Linked DNA regions of Homo sapiens: region 2 is linked to region 1. The links are chromatin loops, found by intact Hi-C in ENCODE. Cell type or tissue: Calu3. All regions are shown on one strand. Each heading gives the region's core, and the rest is flanking DNA. Links, peaks and the distances in the headings are about the cores only. Region 1 has its middle 31 kb from the start of RP2. Region 2 overlaps RGN (regucalcin).

Evidence for each region. A loop is a pair of places that touch in the nucleus more often than their neighbours do. Peaks named below come from ENCODE experiments on the same cell type or tissue, not always from the same donor. Only the 100,000 strongest peaks of a DNase experiment are listed, where the experiment ranks them.
Region 2: it touches region 1 in a loop (3-fold over the local background); 9 of 110 quality-filtered maps call a loop at or near these places.

The regions. Positions count from the first base shown.
Region 1 is chrX:46,797,433-46,814,370 of GRCh38, reverse strand. No RefSeq gene overlaps it. Among named protein-coding and RNA genes, the nearest start is that of RP2, 31 kb to the left of the region's middle. RefSeq lists a silencer at 449-574 and an enhancer at 1,543-1,837. In Calu3, for the core only: no CTCF peak of the experiment used is centred there; a DNase peak (open chromatin) is centred at 10,970.
Region 2 is chrX:47,087,684-47,104,621 of GRCh38, reverse strand. It overlaps RGN (regucalcin), which reads right to left. Exons shown (of 8, transcript NM_152869.4): 5 at 14,631-14,846; 6 at 12,813-12,944; 7 at 12,407-12,561; 8 at 11,309-11,725. The coding sequence ends at 11,675. Among named protein-coding and RNA genes, the nearest start is that of RGN, 18 kb to the right of the region's middle. In Calu3, for the core only: a CTCF peak has its summit at 11,158 (motif pointing right); no DNase peak of the experiment used is centred there.

The DNA of each region.
Region 1 (16,938 bases), core at 7,871-12,870:
AAGCAGTCCCCCTGCCTTGGCCTCCCAAAGTGCTGCAATTACAGGTGTGAGCCACCACGCCCAACCCATAAAATTGTAATTAAAGATATATAGTAAAATATTGGACCAGATGTCAGCAGAGCTTAACAATTGTAGGAACAGTAATTCAGATGTTTTTTGGTGGTTTGTGTGTGTGTGTGTGTGTGTGTGTGTGTTTAGTAAGGAATCACCAAAGTTTACCTCTTGAATTTATTAACAAAATAGTTGATCACCTACTATGTGCCAAGTACTGTTCTGGGCACTGGGGGTATAATAGTGAACTTATAGATAACCTCTTGCTCTCACAGACCTAGTGATATAAACCAATATGAGGGCCAAGCACAGTGGCTCACCCCTGCAATCCCAGCACTTTGGGAGGCCAAGATTGGTAGATCGCTTGAGCTCAGGAGTTTGAGACCAGCCTGGGCAACAGAGCAAAACCCCATCTCTACAAAAAATAGAAAAATTAACCAGGCATGGTGGTGTGCACCTGTAGTCCCAGCTACTTGGGAGGCTGAGGTGCGAGGATCACTTGAGCCTGGGAGGCAGAGGTTGCAGTGAGCCGAGATCCTGCCATTGCACTCCAGCCTGGGCAACAGAGAGAGACTGTATCTCAAAAACAAACAAACAAACAAAACAAAACAAACAAAACCTAATATGAATAATGTCAGGTGGTAAATTCTGTGGTATTATAAATAATCTCCAAAGATAGCCATGGCTATCATCAGTTCTTTCCCTTCCTGCACATGCATGCTGTTCCTTCTACCAAGTGGTAGAATATATTTTCTCTCTTCTTCTATGAGCTGGCCTTGTTTCCTTCCTTGACCAAGAGCATGTTGCAGAAGTGTTGCTATATCAGTTCTGGGCCCACCTCTGTAAAAGCCTGGCAATTTCCACTTCATCTAAGAGAGAAGTCAGCCACCATGTAAGATATCCAACTACTCTGAGACCACCTCGCTGTGAGGAATGAGGAATTCCAAGCTAGTTACATGGAGAGTCCTTTATGCAGGAGATGTGAGGAGCTCAGATACAGCAAAAGTGAGACCCAATGCATGTGAGGCTCACTCTCAGCCATTAAATCCATCCCAACTGAGGCCCCAAGATGCTTGAACTTTTTTTTTTTTTTTTTGAGACGGAATCTTACTCTGTCGCCCAGGCTGGAGTGCAGTGGCCCGATCTCGGCTGACTGCAACCCCCGCCTCCCGGGTTCAAGTGATTCTCTTGCCTTAGCCTCCCTAGTGGCTGGGATTACAAGTGCCCACCACCACTCCTGGCTAATTTTTGTATTTTTAGTAGAGACAGGGTTTTGCCATGTTAGCCAGGCTGGTCTCAAACTCCTGACCTCAGGTGATCGGCTGCCTCGGCCTCCCAAAGTGCTAGGATTACAGGTGTGAGCCACCGCTCCCAGCCTCAGGATGCCTGAACACCTATCCCACAAAATTGTGAGTAAAATGGTTGTTATTTAAAACCACTAAGTTTTGGGATGGCTTGTTAGGCAACAGTAGCTAACTGGGACAAATGCTAAAGAGAAAAATAAATGAGGGCAAAGAAAGAAAGACAGGTAAGGGTACTATTTTAGAGGGAATGATCAGGGAGGGCCTCTCTGATAAGGAATGAGTCATTTGAGCAGAAACCTAAGGGCAATGAGTGACCAGGCTATTTGGCTATCCGGAACAAGTGCATTCCAGGTGGAAGAGACAGCAAATATTGACGCTGAAAGGCAGGAAATGTTTGGCATAGTCTAAGAACAGCACAAAAGCCAGTGTGGATACAGCACAGTGGCCAAAAAGAAGACTGGTAGGAGATCAAGGCAGAGGAGTAGCAGCACCAGATCAGGGAGGAGAATGATAAGGACTCTGAGTTTGACTCAGGAATTTTTTAGCAGAGGTGTGACATGATCTGATTTGCACGTAAAAGCCTTGCTTTGATGCGAAGACCAGCATATGGGGAAGGCAAGAAAGAAAGCAGGGCAACCAGTTAGCATGCTATTCCACTAATTCAAGTAAGAGTTGATATTAGGTTGGACCAGGAAGGTAGCTGTGGAAATGATGAGAAGTGATTGGCTTTTGGTTTTATTTTGAAGGTAGTACCAACAAGAAGTCCTGATGGATTAGATTGGGGTATGAGAAAAAGAGAGGAATCAAAGATAATCTAAGCACCTAGCAGAATAAGGTTTCTATTTACTGAGATGAGTAAGAATGAAGGAGCAAGTTCAAACAGAAAAGTTGAATTTGGTTCTGTAAGTGTTTAGTTTGAGGTGTCTACTAGACAACTAAGGTGGTTTAATATGTGAGTCTGGGGTTCGAGAGAATGGTCATAGTTGAAGATATTTATTTGAGAGCTACTTATAATGGCAATTAAAGTCACAGCATTTGATGAGACTAGATAGAGATGAACACAGCTACAGAAAAAAAGAGGTCTCAAGAGAGAGCCACGGGGAATATGAAGAAGGACCAAAACCAAAAACCTAGACTGGCTGTCTGGGTTTTCTTCAAATTGATGGGAGTGACAGGGTGGAATGTTCCACCCTGTCACTCCCATTAATTTAAAAAATGGGAGTGACTCTCACCTGTAATCCTAGGTCTTTGGGAGGCTGAGGCAGGTAGATCACTTGAGCTCAGGAGTTTGAGACAAGCCTGGGCAACATGGCAAAACCCCACCTCTACAAAAAATACAAAAAATAGCCAGGTGTGGTGGCACGTGCCTGTAGTCCCAGCTACTCGGGAGGCTGATGCAGGAGAATCTCTTAAGCCCAGGAGGTGGAGTTTGCAGTGAGCCAAGATCGTGCCACTGCACTCCAGCCTGGGCGACAGAGTGAGATCCTATCTCAAAAAACAAAAATGAAAACAAAACAAACATACAAAAAGCCTATACAAATTTGATAAAGCACCCATCAGAAGACTCTGAAATGTGAAGAAAAAAAGGCAGAATGATTGGGAACCTTGAGAATTAAGAAACAATCCAGAGGTGACTTCCCTGTTTATTTGTTTTGTTTTGTCTCCTATATACAATAGCCTGCTCCCTGGAGAAGCCCACATTCCAGAAATGTCAGTAAGCACAGACCAAAAAAATGCCCCAAGAAAAGTCCACTTTCCTTTGCCAAAAAATCAGGAAAAGCGTGGCTCAGCAGGACAGAAACATTTTGATTATACCTGCCTTATTCCAGGTGAACACCACAAGCAAAGCCTCACTCCTCTCTCTCCCAACTAGAAAGTGGAAAGGATTACTGAGAAAAGGGAGCTAAAGAAAGTGATCTTTAAAATCTGTGTACGAAATCCTTGGCAGACCTCTGAACAACTCATGTGTGAGACTGACTAGAAATAACACAACAAAAAGCTTCAGGACTGAACAATGGTCTGGAACATCACCCAGGTTTCAGATTGACCTGTGGGTAGCACACACATGAGCAGACCAAAATAGTATTGCAAAGCCTTTGAAAACTAAATGTGTATTTGGACCACAGCCCACAAAAGTAGGCTGATAGGCTTTGGCTGTGTCCCCACCCAAATCTCATCTTGAATTGTAGCTCCCATAATTCCCAGGTGTTGTAGGAGGGGCCTGGTGGGAGATAATTGAATCATGGGGGGCAGTTTCCCCCAACTGTTCTTGTGCTAGTGAATAAGTCTCACAAGATCTGATGGTTTTATAAGGAGTTTCCTCTTTTGCTTGGCTCTCATTCTCTCTTCCCCCTGCCGTGTAAGACGTGCCTTTTGCCTTCTGCCATGATTATGAGGCCTCCCATGCCTCCCATGTGGAACTGTGAGTCCATTAAACCTCCTTTTCTTTATAAATTACCCAGTCTTGGGTATGTCTTTATCAGCAGTGTGAAAATGGACTAGTACATAGGCCAAGATATGTGTTCTTAACTTAAACAGGTTAACTGCCTGCTATAATAGATTTGAATAAGGACCAAAGTCTCATAAAATAATACTCAAACTGTCTAGGATATAATAAAAATGACCCATCATACCAAGAATTATGAGAATCTCAGCCTGAATGAGAAAAGACAACCAACGCTAGCCAACATTGAGATGACACAGGCGTTGAAATTATTTGACAATAATTTTGAAGCAACTATGATAAAAGTGCTCCAACAAGCAGTCATGAACATTCTTGAAACTAATGAAAAAATAGAAAGCCTCAGCAAAGAAATAAAAGATATAAAAATGAACCAAATGGGAAGTGTAGAGCTATACAATAACTGAAATAACTCACTTGATGGGCTCAATAACAGAATGGAGATGACAGAGGAAAGAACCAGTGAACTTAAAGATAGATCAATAGGAATTACCCAATATGAATAAGAGAGAAAATAGACTGGAAAATAATGAACAGAGCCTCAGGGACCTATGGGACAATAACAAAATTTAGTAAAAGACATAAACCTAAAAACTTAAGAAGCTGAGCAAATCCTAACAGGATAGACCTAAAGGAATCGGCAGTCAGACACATCATAATCAAATTTCTGAAAAGTAATGACAAAGGAAAAATTCTTGAAAGCAGCCAGAGAAAAACGATGCATTCCCCATAAGTAATGTTCACAGTAGCTTTATTTGTAATAGCCAGAAACTCGGAACAAGCCAAATGCCCTTTAATGGGCAAATAGGTAAAGTGGTACATCCATACAGTGAACTACTACTCAGGCAGAACAAGGAATATATTACTGATACATGTAACAACTTGAATTATGTTTTTTCTCATGTTTTCTCATGTTATTATGCTGAGTGAAAAAAGACAATTTGCTGTGTTGTTTCTCAAAATGTTCAATTTATATGACACTCTTGAAATGACAAAATTTTAATGATGAGAACAGATTAATGGTTGGCGGGGGCTAGGGATAGGGTATAATTATAAAGAGGTAGCAAAAGGAAGTTTCTTTGTGGCAGTGGACTAGTTCTGTGTCCTGATTGTGGTGGTGGTTACATGAATCTATACTATACAATCACCCCTCAAAGTAAACATATATAAAAACTGGTGAAATCCACCAGTTCTATAGTTCTGTAGTTTCATTAAGTTCATTCAGTTCCATAGTTTCTGTTCTTTCTTCCTTCCTGCCTTCCTCCCTTTCTCCCTTCCTCTCCTTCTCTCCTTCTCTCCTTCTCTCTTTCTCTCTTTCTTTCTTCACAGTTTCGCTCTTGTGGCCCAGGCTGGAGTGCAGTGGCATGATCTCGGCACACTGCAACCTCCACCTCCCAGGTTCAAGGATTCTCCTGCCTCAGCCTCCTGAGTAGCTGGGATTACAGGTGCCTGCCACCATGCCTGGCTAATTTTTGTATTTTTAGTAGAGACGGGTTTTCACCATGTTGGCCAGGCTAGTCTTGAACTCCTGACCGCAAGTGATCTGCCTGCCTTGGCCTCCCAAAGTGCTGGGATTACAGGCGTGAGCCACCCGCACCCGGCCAGTTCTGTAGTTTCATTAAGAGTATTGTGACAATGTCAGTTTACTGCTTTTGATTATATACTATGGTTATGTCAAAAGCTATCGTTACAGGAAAGCTGGGAACAGGTATATGGGATCTCTCTATAGTATTTTTGCAACTTCTTGTGAGTCTTAAATTATTCCAAAATAAAAAGTTAAATAAAAACTAATAAGAAATAATCAATGAGGTGGAAGAAGAGTCCAGAGGCCACAAGAAGAAAGTCTTTCACGTAGACTGAAATGACCACAGGATTTGGTTACGTGGAGGTTGTTAGGGACTTAGGACAAGAGCAGTTTTTGTGGAGATACAGGAACGAAAGCCTGACTGGAGGGTGTTCAAGAGAGACTGAAAGGAGAGGAGATGGGAACAATGAATATAGTGTGGAAAAGTTAAGGTTCATTTTGAAAAACAACAACAACAACAACAACAACAACAACAACAACAACAAAACAGGCTGGAGGTGGTGGCTCACGTCTGTAATCCCAGCACTTTGGGAGGCAGAGGTGGGTGGATCACTTGAAGTCAGGAGTTTGGGACCAGCCTGGCCAACATGGTGAAACTTTGCCTCTACTAAAACTACAAAAAGTAGCTGGGCATGGCGGTGCATGCCTGTAATCCCAGCTACTAGGGAGGCTGAGACAGGAGAATCACTTGAACCCGGGAGGTGGAAGTTGCAGTGAGCCGAGATTGTGCCACTGCACTCCAGACCGGCTGACAGAGCGAGATTCTGTCTCACAAAACAAACAAACAAACACCCTCAAAACCAAATAGAAGGTCAGTCATGGTGGCTCACGCCTGTAGTCCCAGAACTTCGGGAAGCTGAGGTAGGAGGATCTTTTGAGACCAGGACGTTGAGACCAGCCTGGGCATTATGGCGAAGCCCATCTCTTCCAAAAAAATACACAAATTAGCCAGGCGTGGTGACACATGCCTGTTGTCCCAGCTACTTGGGAGGCTGAGATGGGAGGAACACCTGAGCCAAGGACATCAAGGCTACAGTGAGCCATGTTTGCACCACTGCACTCCAGCCTGGGTGACAGAATGAGACCCTGTCTCAAAACAAACAAACAAACAACCTGAAAAAACAACAAAACACATTAATTTCTATCTCATAGATTTTTTTTCATGTTACATAAGCTACATGTTAAGTTGTAAATCACCATTAAATTATTTAACTTTGTAAGTAGGCTCTGGTGTTATAAAATACGTGATACTTTCCTGCCTTGTTTTGTACATCTGTTTTTAAAAATACAATTATGTCACTCTGAGGGCCTCTGAGGGATAAATTATACTACTTGTTAATAACCAGGGTAGCAAGAGACAGTGTTTGAAGATAAGATGGAAAAATAATGCAGCAGATTAATTAATAATGTGACACATCTGGATGTTTTCAACTCTCAGACTGCAGTAATGATCCTATCTCCTTGACTACCAGCAGTTCATGCTTGTTGTCAAAAACAAAAACAGTCTTGCAGAAGCTTAAAGTAGAAATAGTAAATAGAAAACTGCTTTCTCTCTGCAAAAAACAAACAGAAAACTCCACCAAAATGCTTTTCCTGTAATCCCAATAATACGATTTGTTATAAACAGATAAACAATGTAAGTTAAAGGCGAGGCCTTATGCTTGACAAAATTAAGAGATCTACGTAGCACTTTCAGAAGAAGACTTAACTGAGATTCCAACTATAGCATCTGTGTTGGAAGAAAAAAGTCAAGACCAAAAAAACATAATCAAAGAGTCAGAGGCCAGGTGCGTTGGCTCACGTCTGTAATCCCAGCACTTTGGGAGGCTGAGGTGGGCAGATCACTTGAAGTCAGGAGTTCAAGACCAGCCTGGCCACTGTTGTGGAACCCCATCTCTACTAAAAATACAAAAATTAGCCAGGTGTGGTGGCACACACCTGTAGTCCCAGCTACTCGGGAGGCTGAGGCAGGAGAATCGCTTGAACCTGGGAGGCGGAGATTGCAGTGAGCTGAGATCACACCACTGCACTCCAGCCTGAGTGACAGAGTGAGATTGTCTCAAAGAAATAATTTAAAAAATTAAAAAATTTTTAAAAGGCCGGGCACAGTGGCTCACGCCTGTAATCCCAGCACTTTGAGTGGCCGAGGTGGGTGGATTACCTGAGGTCGGGAGTTCGAGACCAGCCTGGCTAACATGGTGAAAACCCATCTCTACTAAAAATACAAAAATTAGCCAGGTGTGGTGGTGGGTGCCTGTAATCCCAGATACTGGGGAGGCTGAGGCAGGAGAATCACTTGAACCTGGGAGGCGGACGTTGCAGTGAGCCGAGATCGCACCACTGCACTCCAGCCTGGGAGACAGAGCGAGACTCCATCTCAAATAAAATAAAATATAAGAAAGAATCTGGTTCAACATGCCCTGTGATCCTATCTAATCAGGACTCTGAGACAACTTCACCACATTGTTGTAATGAGAGAACCTAATGAATACCTGAAGCTCTGTTCTTAAAGAATAAGAGATAATACCAGTGTACATACGTGTAGCAGTTCAGTTCATCAATATCGCATCACTAATAAGTTTGTTTGTTTACTCTCTTGCTGATTCATTCGTTCATTCATGTATTTAACAGTTATTTATTGAGTACACCTACTATGCTAGACCCTGAGAATATAAGAATGGACAAGGTATGGTCCCTGCTGTCCACACAGTGCTTGCAATCTAGAGGGGAAAACCAAACAAAACAAAAACAGACAATTACAAGATAATGTAGTAATTATTATTATTGCTAACCTTTATTGTGTTCCACCCATGTGCTAGGTGCTATCCTAAATATTTGTCATGCATTATCTTAGTGAATTCACGCAACACCCTTATGAGTTAAGTGCTATTATCATTCCTATGTCAAAGATGAGAATAATAAAACCAAGAGTGCTTTGGTAACTTAATCAAGGCCACGCAATTTGGACAACGCCAGGGATGTCTTATTCCAAAGTCAGAAGTCAACTATAACAGCATCTGAAGCCTAGGGACTCAGGTAAGTTTTCCTAGACTGGGTAGCTTTAGCAGGAGGTGAGTTTAGAGAGATGACCAGGGGTCACATCATCACAGGTCTTTCAAACCCTCTAAGGATGTATCCTGAAAGCAATGCAATAGCATTTGTTTTAGTTATTATAACCTTGTAACTGTCAGTTCCAAAATGTAGGGGCTTAAAACAAGTACCATTTAATTGCTCACAATTCTGTCAGTTGGGAATCTGAGGATGGCTTAGTAGGGGCAGCTTGATCCCTCTCCATGTGTTGTCAACTGGGGTGGCTCCACAAGCAGTGAAGGATCCTAGATTACCTCATTCACATGTCTAGGACCTTGGTGGAGGATTTTGGCTGGGTGGCTTGCTTCTCTTTCACATAGCTTCCAAAAGAGCAGAAACGGAAGCTGCAAGGTCTCTTAAGGCTTAGGCCTTGAGCTGAACTGGCATAGCACCCATTTCCATCACATTCTATTGGTCAAAGCAGGCTACAAGATCAGACATGATTCAAGGGGAAGAAAGAGGCTCCACCTCTTGATAGTAAGAGTGGCAAAGTCATGGTGAAAAAGGCATTCAGGATGGGAAGGAGTGTTGTGGCAATCTTTGGAAGCAATCTACTACATCACAATGTTTTAAGAAGGGGCACAGCACGCAGGAAGGAGTAAGAAGACTGCTGCAGTTACCTGGGGCAGCAAGGGGGTAGGCCTGAATCCCAACCTGATTGACAACCAGAATTATCTGAGGCACTTATTAAAAATACAGATTCCCAGGCCCTGCCACAGACCTACTGAATCTGAACCCCTAGAAGTGAAGCCTGAAAATATACATTTTTAATGCTCTTTCTTTCAACAGATATTTGTTGGACACCTACTCTGTGCTAGGCACTATTCTGTGCTCTGGGGATAAAAAGTAGTGAATGATATAGACAAGGTTCCTGTTTTCTCCTGGGGGCAGGGAGTGAGGTGGGGGAAACAGACAAAAAAAAATTGAACAACTAAATAAACAAATGAATATATTTTTGTACCAAGATTATCCTTTCTGAAAATAAACAAAATCGGTTACTGTAAAATCATGACAAATACTTGAGAAAACAGGTGGAGATGAAAAAAATGGACATGTATATAAAGGTTATTTATTATAGCATTGTGGTAATGGCATTAGATTTGCGAAAAGTAGTTTTATTGAAGTGTGATTTAGGTACAATAAACTGCACTCACCTAAAGTGTACAATTCAGTAATTATTTTTTGAGATGGAGTCTCGCTCTGTCACACAGGCTGGAGTGCAGTGGCGTGATCTCTGCTCACTGCAACCTCCACCTCCTGGATTCAAGCGATTCTCCTGCCTCAGTCTCCTGAGTAGCTGGGATTACAGGTGTGCACCACCACACCCAGCTAATTTTTTATATTTTTGGTAGAGATGGGGTTTCACCATGTTGACCAGGCTGGTCTCAAACTCCTGACTTCAAGAGATCCACCCTCCCAGCCCCCTGCGCTTGGCCTACCAAAGTGCTGGGATTACAGGCGTGAGCCACCACGCCTGGCCCAATTCAGCAAATTTTGACAGATGTCACATCCCCTTATTCCCATATCCAATCCCCAGAACAACCACTGATCTGCTTTCTGTCACTATAGATCATCTTGCAATATTTAGAATTTCATGCAAATGGAATCATACAGTACATAATAGCAAGAGATCTTTCCTCACCTAAATGAACAGCAATAGTGGTACTTTGTGGTACATCTATTCAATAAAGTATTATGCAGCTGGGGGAGGGGAAGCTTTTCATGTATTAACCTGAAATAATTTCCCAAAAATATTGTTCAGTGGAAAATGCATGGCACAGAACAGTGTGTAAAGTGTGGTGCCACTTATATACAAAGGGAAAAAAATATACCCATATATCTGCTTGTCTACACATAGACCATCTCTGATAAAAGCTGGCAACATAGGTTGCCTCATGGGAAGAAAACTGGGTGTCTGGGAGATGGGATGGGGAAATGACTTTTCACTATAAAATGTTTTGTTCTGGCCGGGTGCGGTGGTTCACACCTGTAATCCCAGCACTTTGGGAGGCTGAGGCGGTCGGATCACCTGAGCTCAGGAGTTCGAGACCAGCCTGGCCAACATGGCGAAACTCCGTCTCTACTAAAAATATAAAAATTAGCAGGGCATGGTGGCAGGCGCCTGTAATCCCAGCTACTCAAGAGGCTGAGGCACAAGAATCGCTTGAACCTAGGAGGCGGAGGTTGCAGTGAGCTCAGATCATGCCACTGCACTCCAGCCTGGGCAACGAGAGCAAAACTCTGTCTCAATAAATAAATAAATAAATAAAATGTTTTGTTCCTTTTGAATTTTGCACCGCACGAGTTTATCACTGTCTTAGTCTGTTTGTTCTGCTATAACAAAATAACCTAAGACTAGGTAATTTATAAAGAACAGAAATTTATTTCTTACACTTCTGGAGGCTGGGAAGTCCAAGATCAGGGTTCTGGCACTGATATCTGGTGAGGGCTGCTCTCTGCTTCCAAGACAACACCTGTTGCTGTGCCCTCACATGGTGGAACGTGGAAGGGCAAGAAAGAGCCCTTTCCCTTCAAACTTAAGCGCTTTTATCAGGGTGCTGATCCCATTCATAAGGGTGGAGCCCTCATGACACAATCACCTCTCAAAGGTCATACTTCTTAACACTATTGCATTGGGGATAAAGTTTTAACATGAATTTCCCAGGGGACACAAACATTCAAATCACAACAATCACCTATTCAAAGAACAACTAAAGGCTGGGCACGGTGGCTCATGCCTGTAATCCCAGCACTTTGGGAGACCCAGGTAGGTGAATCACGAGGTCAGGAGTTAGAGACCAGCCTGGCCAACATGGTGAAACCCCGTTTCTATTAAAAATACAAAAAATTAGCTGGGTGTGGTGGCAGGCACCTGTAATCCCAGCTACTCAGGAGGCTGAGGCAGGAGAATTGCTTGAAGCCAGGAGGGGGAGGTTGCAGTGAGCTGAGATCGAATACTGCACTCCAGCCTGGGCGACAGAGCAAGACTCCATCTCAAAAAAACAAAACAAGACAACAACAACAACAAAACAAAGAACGGCTAAAATTTTAAAAATTTAAATTATAATAAATAGAATGAGAAATTTCCCTAACCTTGGTAGATGACTTTATATATTATGTAATGTCAAATGGACTATAAACTTCAAATGTTCTAATTCAAATTCGATTAAAATTATAGTCAAAACCAGAAGCCACAACTAAACAAACTGATCTTGAAATGCATATGGAAAAGGTAGCCAGAGAAATCTGAAAAAACAGAAGAGCAATGATAGAGGAACCAGAATGATCAGATATTAAGACATATTATAAAGCCTTAAGAGTGTAACTAGGGCCAGGCACAGTGACTCATGCCTGTAATCCCAGAACTTTGGGAGGCTGAGACTGGAGGATTAAGTGAGCCATGATTGTGCTACTGCACTCCAGCTTAGGAGACAAGGTGAAACCCTGTCTCAAAAAAAAAAGAGAGTGAACTTCAATATAAAGAGATAGACCGAGGGAATAGAAGAGGAAACCCAGGAATGGAAATTGATACATAATAATTGAATCAGTAGGAAAAAAATGGACTCAGTGGAGTACCAAGCTAGGAAGAGGGACAGTGCGATGGCTCACCCTAAGTATAGAAGCATAGGGGTTCACCATTATGAAGAATTTGCAAACAATAATAAGGATGGATAAATCAGTCTTATTTTTATCATCATCAGGCATCAGTGATTCTGAAGAATGTCAATGATAAAATTCTCCTCCTACTCCAGCTGCTGAATGGACTGCTCCTACCCCCACCCCCACCTTCTTTGGAATGCTACTGAATGGAATATTTAATATAGTATGTTGGGACAAGTGGATAGCAACAAAGAAATAAATGAAAATGATTCAAATAGAGATTAAAGGCTTTATATAGCCAATGGGCATCTGGGAGCACCTCAAAAGTAGGTAACTTCCTGAGCCAAAGCAGAATTGGAGTTGTCATCAGTAGGGAGAAGAGAGGAGTAAATGACTTTGGTCTTGTCCCAGATGCAGTTTCTTTATCTGTAACCATTGCAAAACTTGCAGTTAGAATGAATGGAACAGGTTTGGTTTTTCAGCTCTTTCTTGGGATGGTTGGTGTAAGGTGCAATTTCACGTTGACAGCTGTGTGTATGCGTGTGTGTGTGTGTGTGTGTGTGTGTGTGAAAGAGAGAGAGAGACAAAGAGAGTGAGAAAGACAGAGATAGACATAGAGACAAAGAGGTGACGAGTTAAGAAAGGGGGGCAGGGAAAGAGAGAGTGGAAGTGAGGGAGTGAGTGAGGGAGGGAAAGGGGGAGAGAGAAAGAGAGAAAATTTACAATCAAACCAAGGAATAAATGTTCTCTACTTGACACCTCTTAGGCCAGTTTGGGTCATTGGTCATTACCTCTGGAGTCATAACAGTTCCCAGAGAGAAATGCTGGATTAATTGTTGTAAGCCTGGGATTTGGCTTCTCAGGTAGGGGCAATAGGATTACCATGACTAGCCTAGACTTCTCAGGACCTGCCCCTCAAGGTGAGCTGGTATCACCTTCACTAAATTATAAAGGCTGAACAAATGGAGGGAGAGATACTTAAATAAAATTGGGGTTTCTTCAACAAGCAGGATAAAGGATGGATGCTGGGTAGGTAACCAACAATGTCACCACATATACACTTATTCCAAAGTGAAGTGCACATGTAGAAATTTTATTTATTTATTTATTGAGATGGATTTTCTCTCTTGTTGCCCAGGCTGGAGTGCAATGGTGCAATCTCAGCTCACTGCAACCTCCGCCTCCTGGGTTCAAGCAATTATCCTGCCTCAGCCTCCCGAGTAGCTGGGATTACAGGCGTCTGCCACCACTCCTGGCTAATTTTTGTATTTTTAGTAGAGATGGGGTTTCTCCATGTCAGTCAGGCTGGTCTCGAGCTCCTGACCTCGGGTGATCCACCCGCCTTGGCCTCCAAAAGTGCTGAGATTACAGGCGTGAGCGACCGTGCCCAGCCAGAAATTTTATTATAGTGAACTTTTAAAGTACCTATAAAGGTATAGGTACTATACCTATACTATACTATACCTATAAAGGTATAGGTACTATAAAGTTTTGTAAGTAAACATGGGGGCCACAGAAGGCAAAACAGTACAGTGTTTGAGCATGAGCTGTGAGGTCAGATTACAGTGGCTTGAATCCCAGGAACTTGTGACCACAGCCAAGTTAAGATTCCTGAACTTCACTTTCCTCCTATGTAAAATGGGGATAATGGCTGGGAGCAGTGCAAAGGACATGAACAAGCAATTCCCAGTCATGGAAATGCAAAAGAGCTACTAAATATTTAAAATAATTTAGGCTGGGCATGATGGCTCATGCCTGGCACTTTGGGAGGCAGAGACAGAGGATGCTTGAGCTCAGGAATGCAAGACCAGTCTGGGCAACATAGCAAGACCCCATCTCTACAAAAGAATTTAAAAATTAGCTGGACATGGTGGCGTGTGCCTGTGGTCCCAGGTACTTGGGAGACTGAGATGCGAGGATCACTTGAGCCTGGGAAGTCGAGGCTGCAGTGAGCTCTGATTGCACTCCAGCCTGGGCAACAGAGTGAGACCCTGTCTCAAAAGTAAAATAAAATAAGGATGGTGCTGCTGATGATAGTATGGTGCTTTCATAGAATTGTTGTGAGGATTAAAAGAAACAATGTATGCTAAATCAGAGTAGTTAGTAAGTGCTCAAAATCACTATTAAATAATTGACCAAAGATTAAAATGTTTTGTAATACTGAATTTGATTAACAATTGCTCTTATTTTATTAGGATTTGACAGAATTTCTTGAGATGTTTTACACGACTCAGCCTATTAGCATCTGTTTTCCCCCTGGTAGGATTGACATGTGTTAACATACCCATCGCTAGATTCCTATGGCAAGAACAAGAAGTTCACCTGACGAAGCATGGGCTGATCTACCTGGCCCCTCCACCTGAAAGAACCAAATCTATGATGACATTTATTTTATTTTATTTTATTTTATTTTATTTTATTTTATTTTATTTATTTTGAGACGGAGTTTTGCTCTTGTTGCCCAGGTGGGAGTGCAATGGCATGATCTTGGCTCACCACAACCTCCAACTCTGGGGTTCAAGTGATTCTCCTGCCTCAGCTTCCCGAATAGGTGTGACTACAGGCATGTGCCACTACACCTGGCTAATTTTCTGTATTTTTAGTAGAGATGGGGTTTCTCCATGTTGGTCAGGCTGGTCTCGAACTCCCAACCTCCGGCGATCCACCTGCCTCAGCCTCCCAAATTGCTGGGATTACAGGCATGAGCCACTGTGCCTGGCCTTATTTATTTCTTTTTGAGACAGAGTCTCACTCTGTTACCCAGAATAGAGTGCAGTGGTGCGATCTTGGCTCACTGCAGCCTCTGCCTCCTGGGTTCAAGCAATTCTCGAGGCCCAGCCTCCTGAGTAGCTGGGATTACAGGTGTGCACCACCACACCAGCCAATTTTTTTGTTGTTGTATTTTTAATAAAGATGGAGTTTCACCATGTTGGCCAGGCTGGTCTCAAACTCCTGACCTCAAATAATCTGCATGCTTTGGCCTCCCAAAGTGCTGGGATTACAGGCATGAGACATCATGCTGGCTTATGATGACATTTTCAAGGTAGCATTTATTAAAGACCTTCTCCCTTTCCCACCTTTCAAGGCAATGTCTGTAAGTTGACTCCTCGCTCATAATTTTGATGTGATTCAGAGTCTCTGTAAAGCTCTAAGGCTTCAGGCAATAGAAGTTTTATGTAATTTTTTTTTCTTTTTTTTTTTTTTTGAGACAGAGTCTCACTCTGTCACCCAGGCTGGAGTGCAGTGGCATGAACACAGCTCACTGCTGCCTCAAACTCCTGGACTCAGGGTCTCCTCTCACCTTGGCCTCCCAAAGAGCTTGGACTACAGGCACACACCACCACACCCAGCTAACTTTGTTATTTTTGGTAGAGACGGGGGTCTCGCTATGTTGCCCAGGCTGGTCTCAAACTCTTGGCCTCAAGGGATCCTTCCTCCTTGGCCTCCCAAAGAGCTGGGATTACAGGCATGAGCCACTGCACCCAGCCTCTTTTCCCAACTCTTACACTGCCCTTAAAAATAATACACTGCCATGGCCCAGCACAGTGGCTCACACCTGTAATCCCAGCACTTTGGGAGGCTGAGGCCGGTGGATTGCCTGAGCTCAGGAGTTCGAGACCAGCCTGGATAACATGGTGAAACCCCATCTCTACTAAAATACAAAAAAATTAGCTGGGTGTGGCAGCGTGCGCCTGTAGTCCCAGCTACTCAGGAGGCTGAGACAGGATAATTGCTTGAACCCAGGAGGCAGAGGTTGCAATGAGCTGAGATCACCCCACTGCACTCCAGCCTGGGCAACAGAGCAAGACTCCGTGTCAAATAATGATAATAATGATAATAATAATAATAATAATAATACAGCGCCCTGTAAAAAATATTTTCAGGCCAGATGTGGTGGCTCACACCTGTAATCTCAGCACTTTGGAAGGCCAAGGCAAGAGAATCTCTTGAGGCCAGGAGTTCAAGACCAACCTGGGCAACAAAGCAAGACTCCCTATCTCTGTACTTTTTTTTTTTTTTTTTGAGACAGAGGCTCATTCTCTTATCCAGGCTGCAGTGCAGTGGTGCAATCTCGGCTCACTGCGGCCTCCGCCTCCCGAGTTCAAGTGATTCTCTTGCCTCAGCCTCCCAAGTAGCTGGGATTACAGGCACACACCACCACGCCTGGCTAATTTTTGTATTTTTAGTAGAGACAGGGTTTTGCCATGTTGGCCAGGCTGGTCTTGAACTCCTTACTTCAGGTGATCTGCCCACCTTGGCCACCCAAAGTGCCGGGATTACAGGTGTGAGCCACCGAGCTTGGCCAAAATTTTTTTTAAAAGATAAAATAAATTAAAAAATATATATTTCCAGTGCCACTGACCTCCCCTGTTATAACGAGAGGTCATGACAGGATGGATGTCTCTTATGTACATGTGCTGGAAACAAGTTCAATGTGAAGTGAGAAGACAAAGCAGGAACCTGGGGTGGAGGGAAGGTGAAAGAAACAATAATAAATAAAGATGTAGTCAGAAATTCTTAATTTTAATGCCTTACCCTCCAATGCCCAGGCTTGGACTCTTATGCGTTTTCAGTTTTGCCCATTCACAAATTAGTTTCATCTATAAACACAAAATTGACTCTTCATTCTTAGCTCTCCTTATTTCAAAAGGGCCAAAGAATCTGTAAAGTAATTCTTGTTGTATTTCCACAGATTTTGTTTTTATGTCTGTATTAAAGTTTAAAATAACAACAATAAACAATCTTGTCTGGGGCCGGGCACAGTGGCTCACGCTTGTAATCCCAACACTTTGGGAGGCCAAGGCAGGTGGATCACTTGAGGTCAGGAGTTCAAGACCAGCCTAGCC
Region 2 (16,938 bases), core at 8,658-13,657, 290 kb before region 1:
ATCAAGGTAAGGTTCAGGACCAGGGCAACAGTTAATTTCTTTTTTTTAAAAAAATTTTTAAATTATAAATAGAGATGGGGTCTTGCTATGTTGCCCAGGCTGGTCTTTAACTGCTGGGCTCAAGCGATCTGCCCACCTCAGCCTCCCAAAGTGTTAGAATTACAGGCGTGAGGCAAGACACCTGGCCAGGAAACAGTTAATTTCACTATTAGGGTCAGGTTCATGGTCAGAGTTTGAGTATCAATTTCAGAATCGATGTCACGATGAGTCAAGTTAGTTTTCGATATCAAGATTAGGGTTTAGCATCACGGTCAGGATTAGGGTCAGGGCAGGTTCTGGGTCATGGTCAATGTTCTGGTTAGGTTTAGGTCAGGGTCAGCTTCATGGTCAGGGAAATGTTTAAGGTAAAGATCAAGTTTATGGTTAAGTTAGGGGTTATGGTTGAAGTCAGGGTCATGACCAGGTCATATTTAGGATCTAGTTTATGGTCAGCGTTAGCATTAAGGTTTATTTTTTTATTTTTATTTTTTTATTTTTTGAGATGGAGTCTTGCTCTGTCACCCAGGCTGGAGTGCAGTGGCACGATCTTGGCCCACTGCAACCTCCACCTCCTGGGTTCAAGCGATTCTCCTGCCTCAGCCTCCCTAGTAATTGGGATTATAGGCATGTACCACTGCGCCCAGCTAATTTTTGTGTTTTTAGTAGAGACGGGGGTTTTGCCATGTTGGCCAGGCTGGTCTTGAACTCCTGGCCTCAAGTGATCTGCCTGCCTTGGCTTCCCAAAGTGCTGGGCTTACAGGCATAAGCCACCATGCCTGGCCTAGCATTAAGGTTTATAGTCAGGTTTATAATCAGGTTTAGGATTATAATTAATGGGAGGGTCAGGTTCATGGTCAGGGTTAATGTTAGGGTTACGTTTAAGTTGAGGTCAATGTTCAGTTGTTCAATTTCAGGGTTAGGGCCAGAATTAGGTGTGGGTTAGAAACAGGGCTGGGGTTCCCTACTTGAGGTTGGTTAACTAGCTGACTGCAGCTGGGATTGGAGGAGCACATCCAGGGGATTTGGATCACCCTCGTTCCATTCCAAGGAAGACCTCTTCTTTTTTTTTTGAGATGGAGTTTCACTCTTGTTGCCCAGGCTGAAGTGCAGTGGCACAATCTTGGCCCACTGCAACCTCCACCTCCTGGGTTCAAGCGATTCTCCTGCCTCAGCCTCCTGGTAGTTGGGATTACAGGCATGTGCCACCACGCCTGGTTAATTTTTGTATTTTTAGTAGAGATGGGGTTTCACTATGTTGGCCAGGCTGGTCTTGAACTCCTGCCCTCAGGTGATCTGCCCGCCTCGGCCTACCCAAAGTGCTGGGATTATAGGCGTGAGCCACTGTGCCCGGTCCATGGAAGACCTCTTCTAAAAGGCCTCTGAACTCTGTGTTGGCTGTTATGGACTTCCCAGAGATGTCCCTCACAAACAGCTTCTGCACCCTCTGCACAGATCCGTGGGACCTTCTGGTGCTGGTCTCGCTCCTCTCTGATGTCCCCATGTTATGAATGGGGATTGGAGACAACTGGGACTATGCGAAATAGCAAGCTATCTACATACAGGGAAGCACAGTATGCAGTGATGGATGCCCCCACCCCCAACCTGGTCTGCTGTAGTCCCTCCTAAAAGGCTTCTTTCTTCACTGTGGAGGCCTTCAGGTGTTCATGAAGTCATTCTAGCTGCTATCTGATTTCTCCCAGCTGAGTAAAGGCTGGCTTGAAATAGCATGCTTAACCTGCTGCAGTTGGAGGAGCTTGGTCTAGAGGTAGGGACCAGCCCTGGATGTTGGGTCATCCCTCAAAAAGGCCTCTTGGCTGGCCGCAGTGGCTCACGCCTGTAATCCCAGCACTTTGGGAGGCCAAGGTGGGTGGATCACCTCAGGTCAGGAGTTCAAGACCAGCCTGGCCAACATGGTGAAACCCCATCTCTACTAAAAATATAAAAATTTGGCTGGGCATGGTGGCTCATGTCTGTAATCCCAACAGTTTGGGAGGCCGAGGCAGGCAGATCACCTGAGGTCAGGAGTTTGAGACCAGCCTGGCCAACATGGAGAAACCCTGTCTCTAATGAAAATACAAAAATTAGCCGGGTGTGGTGGTGCATGCCTGTAATCCCAGCTACTCAGGAGGCTGAGGCACAAGAATTGCTTGAATCTGGGAGGCAGAGGTTGCAGTGAGCCGAGATTGCGCCACTTTACTCCAGCCTGGGCGACAGAGTGAGACCCTGTCTCAAAAGAAAAGAAAAGAAAAAAAAAAGCCTCTATAACCTCCAGAGGTTGCTGGTGCTAGTCCTGCTGATTGCTGAGGAAGGAGCCTGGGAGCCCAGCATGCCTGTTCTCCATGGGAGCCTCGAAAGGACCAGCAAGCCTGTCCTACTTCTCTCTGACCTCACCTGCTGAGAGCTGGAGCTGGAAAGCCATGGGGTGGGGGTCACACAGTTAGTCTTGGCCGGGTGCAGTGGCTCATACCTGTAATCCCAGCACTTTAAGAGGCCGAGGCAGGAGGATCATTTGAGGCCAGGATCTCAAGACCAGCCTGGGCAACATGAAAAGACCACATCTCTATAAAAAATATAAAAATTAGCTGGGCATGATGGTGTGTGCTTGTAGTCCCAGCTACTCGGGAGGGTCGCTTAAGGCCAGGAATTTGAGGCTGCAGTGAGCTGAGATTGTACTACTGTACTCCAGCCTAGGCAACAGAGCAAGACCTTATATCGAAACAAACAAACAAAAAACCCCAAAACAGCCTCCTGAGGTGTGAGGAGCTTGATCTGGGGCTTTTGTACACCTAGAGATAGGTATCTGGAGGGGACCTTCAGAAAGGCCTTTGCACTTTATGCAGAAGCCCCTGGGGGCTGAGCAAGTCAATCTGGCTTCCAGACCATGGTGTGAGAGAGTGACCAGGACGATTGCAGGTGGCCAATTGGCTGGAGAGGATGGAGCCCAGATGGGTTTTCAAAGAGCCCTTGTTCCACAGAAGGTCTCCCTGAAAGTTCCCTTCCCCCCTCACAGTGGCCACTGGGGTCATCCCATGGGGTTCCATCACTCTTCAGCCTCCTCCATGTGATAAACTGGGCCGTAAGTCCCTGGTAGTTATTGGAAAGCCGGCTGGCTGCATGGAGTGGGTAGGGAGGCTTCTTGGGATATCAGATGCCCTCAGTTCCTGTAGTGCCCCTCCTGAAAGGCCACTGCACTCACCACGGAGAACCCCAGTGCTGATCTGTGCCATTCTCCCCAATTCTTTTCTTCCCTGCCCAAGAGATGGGGCCACTAAGTGCCCGAGTCAGGTTGTGTGTCTAGCCACCTGTGTTGGGAAAGCATGTACTGGTGTTTGGCTTTGCTTCTGTTCCCCAGTGGGTCCTCCCTAAAGGGACTGGGCACCCTTAGTGTTAGCGCCTGGGGATTTTCCCATGTCAGTCTTGCTGCCCTCCAAACTCCTTTACCCAAGAAATAGGGCCACCAGGTGCCTGGGTTATTATCTAAAGACCAGACAGACACAGAGGGCTGGGGATCCCTGCTCAGAGTTCTTATTGTTCCTGCTTTCCCTTAGGTCTGTTCTTTTTCTTTCTTTTTTTTTTTTTGAGGTGGAGTTTTGTTCTTGTTGCCCAGGCTGGAGTGCAATGGTGCCGTCTCGGCTCACTGCAACCTCTGCCTCCCAGGTTCAAGCGATTCTCCTGCCTCAGACTCCCAAGTAGGCGGGATTACAGGCGCCCACCACCATGCCTAGCTAATTTTTTTGTATTTTTAGTAGAGATGGAGTTTCACCATGTTGGCCAGGCTGGTCTCAAACTCCTGACCTCAGGTGATCTGCCTGCCTCGGCCTCCCAAAGTGCTGGGATTACAGGCGTTGAGTCACTGTGCCCGGCCTCCCTTAGGTCTGTTCTAAAAGGACTCTGCATCCTCTGTGGAAGTCTCCAGGGCTACCTCTGTCAATCCCTCTCTTCTCCTTTCTCCCCTGCATGAGAAATGGGGTCACAAAATCCCCAGGCTGAGGTCGAATGGTAAGACAGCTTCAGTGAATGCTTATGACAGTTGGGACTTAGCCTCTGCAGAGAAAATTAGAGACTTCCTATCAGGACTATGAAGTGGGGACTTAGACTTGGGAGCTGAAATCAGAATTTAGCATCTGTAGGGGCAGTGGAGGAGAGTTGGTCCCTGGAGGGGGATTCGGGGAACCTAGTGCTGGTGGCATAAATTGGGACTTATCCTCTGGAGGCAGAGATCCCGACTTGCTTTCTGGCAAGATAGGTCAAGACTCAGCCTTGAAGCATAAAGTAGGACTTAGGTCCTAGAGCTATTAATGTGGAGTTAGCTTCTGAAGGGGGAATTGGGGACCTAGTAGTAGGCGACATAGTATCTGGCAGGGGGAAGGCAGGACTTAGTGTCTGGTGTGAGGAGTCTGGTGTTAGTGCCTGCCTGAGGACCCTAAACTCAGTGTCTGATGGGTGAGAATCAATGTCTAGAACTGTAAAGGGATTGAGGTTTTACCCTATTTTCAAGCCAACAAGATGTCTTATATCATGGAGGCAAGCAGAAGACAAGAGATTCCTTGGTCAGAGATAAAGGATTATACTATTCACAGCAAAAGCAGTAGCCAGAGTATCAGCATGATGTTTGGGCTGGTTTGCCATGCCCCCAGGTCTCAGAGGGGTATGCAGGTGGGCCTAGATGCATGTGTGCGCACATAGTGGGGTTGTGTTATAGGAGAGGTACACTGAATGTGGTGGATTCATTGCTTTTATAATGAGCAGTGACAAGCTCTGCTTTTGTCTGGAAGGAGATATTACCTGATTTCTCAAGGGAGCTCATTGAGCCACTGCCTCTGTAAAGAGTGGTCAGGGACTCGCATTCTTGGCATGCCTAGCACAAATGTGCAGGGACCCTCAGGAACCACGGCGCATTGCCTTTTGGTAAGTCAGATTGACCAAATGGCCTGCTTTGTGATTTGATAAGATGTTCTGATTTGGGGGTTGACCATAAGTCTGGGTTCACAGGTTGACCAGATGTCTTGATTCAACCAACTGTTCCTTTTAGAAGTTTGGTTGACTAGATGTCCATTTAGATAATTGGCCAAAAAAGACTCAGATAGTGCTGGGCTTTAATGTTTGTCAGGGCGGAGGCTTCCACCACTGGGGAGTGGAGCTAGAGCCTGTGCCCCAATAGATTGAGTTCCCAGGTCCAGGAGTTCCAGAGAGGGCAAGAGAGCCACACTGGGGGCCTTGGATTACCTGTAATTCCTGGTGATCTCCTCCTCAGACTTCTCAGAACACACCACTGTGGCCCCTGGAGCTCCCTGGAACCATTCCACTCCTCTCCCCTCTACCTTGATTGAGAAATGGGCTGGAAGTGACTGGGTTAGGAGGCTAGCCAGTTCTGTTGCGGTGGGGGACGGTTCCCTATTTTAGGCTTCGGATCATCCCTGGTCTTCTGAGGGTCTTCAATAAAGACCTCTATACTCTCTTTGGAGCCTTGGGAACCTCCCTGTGCCAGCCCTGTTGCTCTCTCAATACCCTCTTTTGAGAAATGGGGATGAAAAAGAACCAAGTAGAGATCAGACAACTAGTAGGCCACAGTGAGGGTTGGGGATGGGGAGGAGGAGGCCAGCCTGGACCATCATATCCACCTGGTACCTTGGAGAGCTCCAATGAAATGGCCTTTGTAGGTTAGGGTTGAGCCCAGGAATTCATAAACAACTTTATGACATTGCTTTCCCCAGCTCCTGACCTCATGTGCATGGATTGGATCCTGATTTACATACCAAAGACTGTGAGCTGAGCTAATGCTCCGTCCAAGTCCTAGACTAACTACTGGGTGGTACACAATGGGATGGACCTGAATAACACTGTAAAGTCTGTAAAAACTGAATGGAAAAAAAACCCACACCAACAGAAGGCAGGATGGAACTTGTGGCCTGAACCTAACCGTATAGATTGCATGCTAAAACAAATGTATCAACATTCTTCATATGATTTAAACAAGGCCCATATTATGTATTATGAATACACAATATTCAAAATGGCCAGGATACAATCCAAAATTACTCAGCATGCAAAGAATAATGAAATGCTCAATTCAAATGGGGAACAACAACCAGTAGATGCCAAGAATAAGATGATGCAGATGTTGGAATAATCTGACAAGCACTTTAAAGCAGCTTTATAAAAATGATTGAATGAGCAATCATCCTTGAAACAAATATTAAAATGGAAAGTATTGGAATAGAAAAGAGGAGACATAAAGACTAATCAAATGGAAATTTTGAAACTGAAAGATAAAATTTTAAAAAATCACTGGGTAGGCACAACAGCAGAATAGAGATGACAGAGTGAAGAGCCAGTGAACTTAAAAATAGATCAATAAAAAATATGAAACCTGAGCAACACAGAGAAAAAAAGATTGAAAAACAACAACAGTCTGAGGAACTTGTGGGGTAACAACAAAAAGTCTAATATTCAAGCTATTGGAGTCCCAGAAAGAGAGGAGTGTGGGGCAGAAAAAATATTTGAGGCCGGGTGAAGGCAGTGGCTCAAGCCTGTAATTTCGGCACTACAGAGGGGGCCAAGGCGGGAGGATCATCTGAGCCCATGAGTTTGAGACCAGCCTGAGCAACATAAGGAGACCCTGTCTCTAAAATAATAATAATAATAAAATAAAAAAATAAAATAAAAAAAAAGCTAGGCGTGGTGGCATTTGCCTGTGGTCCCAGCTACTTGGGAGGTTGAGGTGGGAGGATTGCTTGAGCTCAGGAGGTCAAGGCTGCAGTGAGCTGTGATTGTGCCACTGCACTACAGGCCTGGGTGACAGAGCAAGACCCTGTCTCAAAAAATATACATATTTAAAGCAATAATGGCCCCAAACTTTCCAAGTTAGGTGAAGACATAAAGTCAAGAAGATGGGCAAACCCCCAATAGGATAAAGCTAAAGAAATCCACATCCAGACACATAATCAAATTGCTGAAAACTAACGGCAAAATAAAATATCTTGAAAGCAGTGAGAGAAAAATGGCTCATTACCTGTAGGAGAACAGTGATTTCAATGACTATGGATTTCTCATCACAAACCGTGAAGGCCAGTGCTATGGTTTGAGCATACCCACCAAAACTCACATTGGAACCTTAGTTTCCAGTGCAACAATGTTGGCAGATGGTGCCTTTAAGATATGATTAGGTTGTTAAGATACATTAATGTCTTTCTCGTGAGACTAGATTAGTTCTGATGGATTAGTTCTCTCTGAAATGCATTAGCTCCTATGAGAGCGGGTTGTTATAAAGTGAGGTTGTCTCTTGTGTTTGGTTTCTCTGCATGCACCTGCTGCCCCTTTGCCTTCTCTGCTATCTTGTGATGCAGCACGTGGCCCTCACCAGAAGCTAAGCAGATGCCAGCACCATGCTGTTAACCTTTCCAGCCACCAGAGTTGTGAGCCAAATAAATCTCTTTCTTCGTAAGTTACCCAGACCCAGGTATTCTATGATAGCAATACAAAACAGATTCAGACAGACAGAAGGAAATTACACACTTTTAAAGTGCCAAAAGGCTGAAAGAAAAGAACTATTGACCCTGAATTGCATATCCAGTGAAAATAGCCTTCATGTGAAATAAAGACATTCTCATATGAAAGAGTGAAATAAAGACATTCTCATATGAAAGAAAAGAAAACTAAGGGAATTCATAGCCAGGATACCTGTTCTAAAAGAATTGCTAAAGGATACTTGTTCTAAAAGAATTGCTAAAGGAAGTTCCTTTTTTTTTTTTTAAATCGAATTTTCCAGGCTGGAATGCAGTGGTGCGATCTCAGCTCACTGCGACCTCCACTTCCCTCCACTTCCCGGGTTCAGGCCATTCTCCTGCCTCAGCCTCCTGAGTAGCTGGGATTACAGGCTCCCGCCATGATGCCCGGCTAATTTTTGTATTTTTAGTAGAGACAGGGTTTCACCATGTTGGCCAGGCTGGTCTTCAACTCCTGACCTCAGGTGATCCACCTGCCTCGGGCTCCCAAACTGCTGGGATTACAGGCAAGAGCCACCGTTCCCAGCCAGGAAGTTCTGTAAACTATAAAAAGGATACAAGAAGGAAACTTGGAACATCAGGAATGAAGGAAGAAGAACAGGAATGGTAAACATCTTGGTAAATATAATGGACTATTCTCCTTTTGAGTTCTTTAAAACATGTTTGACAGTTCAAAGCAAAAGTTTTTAACACTGATGAGTTTTCAATGTATACAGAATATATAATACACTTGTAACATGAAGGAGAAAGGGTCATGCCTGTAATCCCAACACTTTGGGAGGCCAAGGTCAGGAGTTCGAGACCAGCCTAGTCAACATGGCGAAACCCCATCTCTACTAAAAATACAAAAATTAGCTGGGCTTGGTGGTGGGCACCTGTAATCCCAGCTACTCAGGAGGCTGAGGTGGGAGAATCACTTGAACCCGGGAGGTGGAGGTTGAAGTGAGCTGAGATCACACCACTGCACTCCAGCCTGGGCAACAGAGTGAGAGACTCCATCTCAAAACAAAAACAAAAAACAAATCCAACTTGAATTTCAAAGAACTGAAATAAAAAATATGCTCTCTGACCATAATAGAATTAAATCTGAAATCAATACCCAAAAAGATAATAATAAAATCTCCAATCATTTAGAAATTAAACACACTTCTAAATAATCCATGGGTCAAAGAAAATGTCTCCAAGGAAATTAGAAAATATTTTTAATTTAACAAAAATGAAAATACAATATATCAGACTTTGTGGGCTGCAGAAAGAGCAGTACTGAGAGGAAAATGTATAGCATTAAATGTTATTTTAGAACAGAAGAAATGTCTCAAATCCATAATCTGAGATTCCAATTTAAGAAACTAGAAAAAGAGCAAAATAAATCAGAATAAAGCAGAAGGAAGGAATAACAAAGATAAAAGGATAAATCAATGAAATTGACAACCAAAAAATGAAATCAAAAGCTAGGTCTTTGAAAGATCAATGCAACTGATAAACCTCTAGCAAGACTGACAAAGAAAAAAGACACAAATAACCAATAGCAGGTAAAAAAGGGGATATCACTACAAACCTCTCAGGCATTATTAAAAGGATAATAAGGAAATACTATTAATAACTCTACATACATAAATTTGACAACTTAGATGAAAAGGATCAATTCCTTGGAAGCCGCAAACTAACAGACCTCACCAAAATTAAGTAAGGCAACCAAGTGGCCTTGTCATTATTAAGGAATGTTAAAAAGCTTCTGAAAAAGAAATCTCCGGGTCCAAATGTTTTCGCTGATGAATTTTGCCAAATATTTAAAGAAGAATAATAATTATACATTTTCTTTTCCAGATAGTAGAAGAAGGAATACTTTCCAATTCATTTTATAAGGCCAGAATTACCCTGATGTCAACCACAGACAAAAGATAGTAGCTGCAAAAATCCTCAACAAAATATTAGAAAATGGAATTCAGCAACACATAAAAGTAGTAATATGTCATGACCAAGGGAGGTTTATCTCAGGAATGCAAGAATTGATCATATTAACAGTCTAAAGAAGGAAAACCACATAATCACATTAATACATGCAGAAAAGTAAATGAGAAGGGAACTTCCTCAATTTGAGAAAGGCCATCCACAAAAATACATATAACTAATATCATATTTAATAATAAAAGACTGCATGCTTTTCTCTTGAGATTGGGAACAAGACAAGGCTGTCTACTCTTACTATTTCCATTCAACATAATAGTGGCAATTTTAGCCAGTGTAATAATGCAAGAAAAATAAAAACATACAAACTGGAAAGAAAGAAAGAAAATTGTCTCTATTCACAGAAGACATGATTATACACCCAAAGAATCTCAGAGAAGCTACAGAAATACTCTTAGAACCAATTAGTGAGGTTAGCAAACTCATCAGATACAAAGTCAACCTATAAACGCCAATCACACTTCTATAAACAAGCAATGATCAACTGGAAACAAATCCAAAAAATAATAATAAGGTTGGGTGTGGTGGCTCACGCCTGTAATCCCAGCACTTTGGGAGGCTGAGGTGTGTGGATCGCTTGAATACAGGAGTGCAAGGTTGCAGTGAGCTATGATCGTGCCACTTCACTCTAGCCTGGCCCATAGAGCAAGACCCTGTCTCAAATAATAATAATAATAACATTTACAATAGCTCCCAAAAGTGAAATACTTGGATATAAATCTAACAAAACATGTACAAGATCTGTATGCTGAAACCTACAAAACACTGATGACAAAAATTGAAGAAGGCCTAAATAACGGGAGAGACATGCCCTGTTCATGGATAAGACTCAGAATAGTAAAGAAGTCAATTATCTCCAAATCGTTTTACAGATTTAAAGCAATTTCAGGCCTGGCGCGGTGGCTCATTCCTGTAATCCCAGAGCTTTGGGAAGTCAAGGCGGGAGGATCACCAGGAGTTTGAGGCCAGCCTGGGCAGCATAACAAGACTTCGTCTCTGAAAAGCAAAAAATCCAAAAAACCAACCAACCAAACAAACGAAAAAATGACCATAGTGGCACGCACCTGCAGTCTCAGCCCAGCTACTCGGGAGACTGACGTGGGAGGGTTGCTTCAGCCTGGGAGGTAGAGGCAGCAATGAACCATGATCGTGCCCCTGCACTCCGACCTGGGTGACAGAGTAGATCCTGTCTAAAAAAAAAAAAGCAATTCCAATTAAAAAATTGTAGCTTGATTTCTTTTGTAGATATCGTCAAGCTGATTTGAAAATTTATATGGAAGGTCAAAGGAATTAAAATAGCCAAAACAATTTTGAAAAAGAGCAAAGTTACAGAAATCACACTACCTAATTTTAAGACTAATTTATAGTGACAGAAAGCAGATCAGTGGTTTCCTGGGAGCAGGGGACAGGCAGGCAGAGGGGCTGAAGAAAAGGATTATGACAGGACAAGAAAAGTTTTGGGGTAGTGGATAGATTCATTATCTTGTTTGTGGTGTTGGTTTCATGAATGTATATATGTGACAAATTTGTCAAATTATACACTTTAAATATGTACAGGCCAATTATAACTCAATAAAGCTATTTTTAAAATAAGTATTCTTTCCAAAGAGACATATTACTTTTACATCCAGTAGGTGGCAGCTGGAACCATGGATTTTGACAGCATGTTTGAGTCTAACCCTCCAGCCGTATTTTAGTTTGTAAAATAACATATAGGAGATGAAATATCTATGTAGGTTAGTTAGCATTGTGGTATATTTTATAAGATTGTGATGAAAATAAAAAGGAACATAATAGGTCATTACCAGGTTACTATTTATTGTTCCTTGAAGCTTTAATATAGTTAAGTATGAAATGCAGAATCAAGAAGAGATATGTACCCACCCACCCTGGCAATTTACAAAGAATCAAGAGGCTGATTGACAGTTGAACGATTCTTCGCCCTTCTATAGTACCTTTTACAGAAAGCCTTATAAGTGTGTTATCAAAACCACCTGTCACCCCTTGTTAAAAATGCTCTGCCTTTTAAAAGTTGTAAATTAAAACTTAACGCTGTTAATAAAATCATTGCCTCATTTTTCTTTCTAACTAGATTGAAATTTCAGGCCCAGAATTCTCTAGTTGTCTTCAGAGCTCCCTCTGGCAGGAAAGAAGACCTGTCCTCATCCCGCATAGGAGTAGGGAGCAATTCCTTTGACCCCCAGACCAGTTATCTGTTGAAAAAGAAAAGAGGGAATCTCAGGTGAAAGGTAATTCACAAGTATTCTTCAAAAGCATTTTTATGATTTGTAGTAATATACTTAGCCACCTATTATCTTTGTTTTATCTCCTATCATAAAAAGGAATTACCTGACTGGATATTTATGGTCCAACCCAATTATTCATATAGTTAATAATTCAACTAGCAATCATTTACGACTAACTTAGATTTAAAACTGGATTACTCCTATCATCTGCCGCCTGCTAAGAAAGGGGTTTCTACATTATGTATTTCTTTTCAGCTCAAAAGCTCTACGATTTTTATCAGTGTTTATTCTGCTGCCAAAAGATGTTTAAAATCTGAAAAATCCTTAAGACATCAAAACAATCAACTGATCTTCTAGGCATGTTGTAAATACTGGCTTTCCAAGTTCATTCTACTGATCTGAAGAATTTCAATAAACAGGAAGTAAAAAAATTAATGTACAAAGTAGGCTAAACAGATCATCTTGGACTTCAGATAACTTACTCTCTAGAAAATTGAAATAAAATGTTTTTCAGTCTAGTATGATGAGCTTAACATGCTAAATAGGATTATGCTTTGGAAGTATGCAAAAGTACCAATCACTCAGTTACTTACCCCTGTAAGTATTTGGGATCCCCCACCCCCAAAATAAAAGAAATAGCCATATCACCTTGAAAATTCCACCAGCTTCAGGTTGCCTCAAAAGACCCTCGGGGTCCATCCCATCCCGGGCGCAGGTCACATACATTTCAGAGTAATTCTTCCCTCCAAAGCAGCATGAAGTTGTTTTATCAACAGGCAACTTCACAGTTTGAAGTCTTTTCCCTAGACCACCAAATATTTTATTTTAAGTTTAGTTGTAGCAATTTCCAACCTGTGTATTGTTTCTAGGGAAGATCTAAGAAGACTGTGGAGGTCAGGATTCATCTGTGCATTTAATATTTAATCTACTTTCCCTGACAATTTATTTTGAGCAAAAAGTCGCACCTCTACAGGAAAAGAAATTCTGACTGTAACTTTCGGGCTATATCTCTGCCTAGCCATGACAAGGATTTTTCATTTTGCTGCAGGCCTACCTGTCACAGGATCTAAACGAATCACTCTTCCTCCATTGTAACAGGCCACCCAGAGCTTCCCCTCAGCATCAATACACATTCCATCTGGGATTTGTTCTTCCTTTTCTAGCTTGTAAACACTTCTGCGGTTGGCTATGGTTAAAAGGCAAAAACAAAAACAGAACCACAACAAAACAACAGGCCACTAAATACTGAGAATCAAACCGAGAGCTCTCAAGCTGGTTATAAATACAGATCACTTCAGCTTATCCAGTGTCTGGCATGTGAACAAAGGATTTTTACCACATGATTGGGATGGATTCATTGTCTTTTGTTTGGGTACAGGCATATCTGTTTAAGCATTCAGATGGAGAGAGAAAAAAGAAAGCAGAATTCTTACTAAAATACCAATAATACTTCTTTTTGAAGCTGACCTGAACTGGGGCCCTGCATGTCTATGTCAAGTACATGTCAGCTTGTGGTTAGACCTTTGCTGTTTCAGTTACAAAACTCTTGAGATCCGCAAGGCAACTTAATGGTACCACGTGAACAGTTCATGCACAAAAACTAGCAAGATACATGAATTCTTTTTCTGCCTGACTGAGTGCTCCAAATTCAAGACTAAATATTAGAAGAGCCTGTTTCTTGCAGGAGGGGCACTCAGAAACAAACTAGGTGCCCTTAAAGGGGGGTAACCGTGGTATACAAAAAACAAATATCAAAATCCAAAACTTTATACTACAAAGTCCAGGTCACTACAGTCATTAGATTGAGGTATAATGGAAAAATGTTAAAACCACATACAATGACAATGGGTAAAAACTGTCATAAAAAAGAGCACTACATCTTTCTTTCTTTCTTTCTTTCTTTCTTTCTTTCTTTCTTTCTTTCTTTCTTTCTTTCTTTCTTTCTTTCCTTCTTCTTTCTTTCTTTCTTTCTTCTTCTTTTCTTTCTTTCTTTCTTTTTTTTTTGACAGTGTCTCGCTCTGTCGTCAGGCAGGAGTACAGTGGCGCGATCTCGGCTCACTGCAACCCCTGCCTCCCGGGTTCAAGCGATTCTCCTGCTTCAGCCTCCCGAGCACTACATATTTCAAAGCAAAACATCTGCACCAGAATAGTTTGCCTCTGATTAAATCTGCATGCAGAGTTCTGGGGATATTTTTTCCAAGTCATTTTTATTATTAATGTTGCTCTTTTGTTTCATAAAAGGTTTGGCACCTTTCATGAAACAGTTTCAAGGACTCCCTTCTAGATTCTAAATAATTCCTTCCCTCCCAGTTTCCAACTATGGCTCCTTTCAAGCGTATTGATGGAGTTGGACAACGTGCAATTACTTTTTTTTTTTGCTTTTCCATTTTGAAAGGTTGGTAATTAGCTTCTGAGTACTTGCCTATGGTTAACTAAAGTACAAACAAGAAATAGCAATCAAAAACCTCAAGTTTTCTGCTCTTTTGCGCCAATACTCCATTAAGTATTATCTGCCTTTAGGCACCTCCTGGTAGAATAGGATCTCTTTTGCAGTGAACCTCTTTCTGGTGATGATGGCAAGGAAAAGGATTGAGAATCTACCCATATTTGTATTAATTATTTTTTATTAGCTTCCCCAGATCTATCCATATTATGCCAAACTCTTGCCATATTTAAATATGTTGAGGACCATGATTTGATTGGCAGCACAGTCAAGTCTGTGCTGTCGTTACTATATTAGAATAGTAGCATCAGAAAGCTCTCCATTTAAGTGAAGACTTCTTCACATGAGGCGAGGGAGAGGCGCCTTACTAGTCACAAACATATGAAAACAATAGTGGCAGCACTGAGACAAATAATGAAAAATACATACAGATCTGTCCTGTCTGCAGGTCATAGTCAAAGGCATCCACGGAGTAGGACAGGCTGTCAATGTAATAGAAGATTTTGTGGTCTAGCGACCAATCCAAACCATTGGAAATGTCCACCTGGTCAAAGTACTTTTTCACGTGGTGATCAGGAAAGAGGGAGTACAGGGCCCCCTGGTGCCGCTCAAGAACTGCTGGAGCTGTTTCCTCAGCCATGGTGCCTACAAAAACCAAAGAGCACTGAGCTCTGCCCCATAGCATCTTACCCCATGCACGACACCATCCTTTCTCACCAGGGATCCTTTCCAGTGATTAAATCAAAGGAAATCACTATACAATTCCAATCTGGGCCATATATATATATGTGTGTGTGTGTGTGTGTGTGTGTGTGTGTGTGTATATATATATATATATATAAAGTATATATAATATGTATATATAAGTGTATATAATATGTATATATATGAGTATATATAATATGTATATATAAGTATATATAATATGTATATATAAGTATATATAATATATGTATATATAATTTTATATTATATTTATATAATATAATATTATATAAATTATATTATATGATTATATATTATATTATATTATAATTATATAATATAATTTTATATTATATATACTTATATATATATAAAATGACAATTATCTTGCATATAATGCAAATTAAAACTGTGCCTAGAAGTTCTGGTTCAAGATAAGAAGGAGTAAACATGCACGAACCTCATTTTCTCCCACTGAGCACAGCTATAAAACCTGGATAAAATACATGGCACAGCCATCTTGGAACTCTGAAAAGCCTGGTTGCCCAGGCTGGAGTGCAGTAATGCAGTCTCGGCTCATGCAGCCTCCACCTCCCCCAGGCTCAGGTGATTCTCCTACCTCAGCCTCCCGAGTAGCTCAAGCAGCTCAAGCAATCCACCTGCCTTGGCCTCCAAAGTGCTGGGGTCACAGGCATGAGCTGCCATGCCAAGCCTCCTCCTTCTCCTTCTCCGTCTCCTTCTTCTTCTATCTTCTTCTTCTTCTTCTTCTTTTTTTTTTTTTTTTGGCAGAGTGTTGCTCTGTTGCCCAGGCTGGAGTGCAGTGGCGTGATCACAGCTCATTGCAGCCTCAACCTCCCGGACTGAAGCATTCCTCCCACCTCCGCCTCTGAGCAGCTGGGACTATGGGAGTAAGCCACCATGCCTGGCTCATTTGTTTTATTTTTTTTGTAGAGACGGGGTTTCACTGTGTTGCCCAGGCTGGTCTCAGACTCCCGAGCTCAAGTGATCTACTTGCCTCGGCCTCCCAAAGTGCTGGGATTATAGGCTTGAGCCACCGCGCCCGGCCAAAGGATTTCAACAAGACTCAGGGCCTCATAATATTCAAAATGTCTAGAACACAACCCCAGATTACTTGGCAACACAAAGAAACATGGAAATCTCAACTCACATAGGAGAAGAGAATCAACAGATGCCGAAAATGAGATGGCACAGATGCCAGAGACAATGTAGATGGGAAGCCTGAATAGCAAGCAAGACAGGGTCGATCCTCCCTCCCTGGGGAGAAGGATGTTCCCTCGGCAGTTTCCTGCTCTAGGGCAGTTGGGTTTATTTCATGACTCTCCCTGCACATTATCTGCCTCACAGAAAAAGAGGCCTGGAACATGCATGTGAATCTCCTGCTGCTTGGAAAGCCTCTTCCTTGGTGGATAGAATAATCTAGAGCCCTGGCTTCATTATCTAGTAACAAGCATAGACAGGTCAGATCTTGGGTGTGGTGATATATTCAGGGTGCGATCACCTTGAGAATCCATCTAGACTATAAGATAACCCCACCTTTTTCTGGGCCTGGGGCACCTCCGAGCACCTGCCAAGAGCTATGACCTCTCTTGAGAAAGAGTCTCAGGTGCTTCTGGCAGATGCATAGCACTAGTATATACCTAACAGGTATATACTAGTGTACTAGTGTTATGCATCTGCCAGAATACTACAGTATTATATTATAATTATATATAATATAATATTATATATTAATATAATATATATAGTTGTATTATATATTATATAATATATAATTATATTTATATATAATATGATTATATTATATATGCTTATATAATTATAATACTATATTATAATATATAATTTAAAATTATATATGATAATACATAAAGTAAAACTATATATTATTATAAGTATAATATTATAGTATTGGTATTAGTACTATAGAATACTATAGTAATACCTAATAGTTACACCTACAATGACACCTGCAATTTTAAGAGGTCTCCTGATGGCCCAGAGACTCCATGCT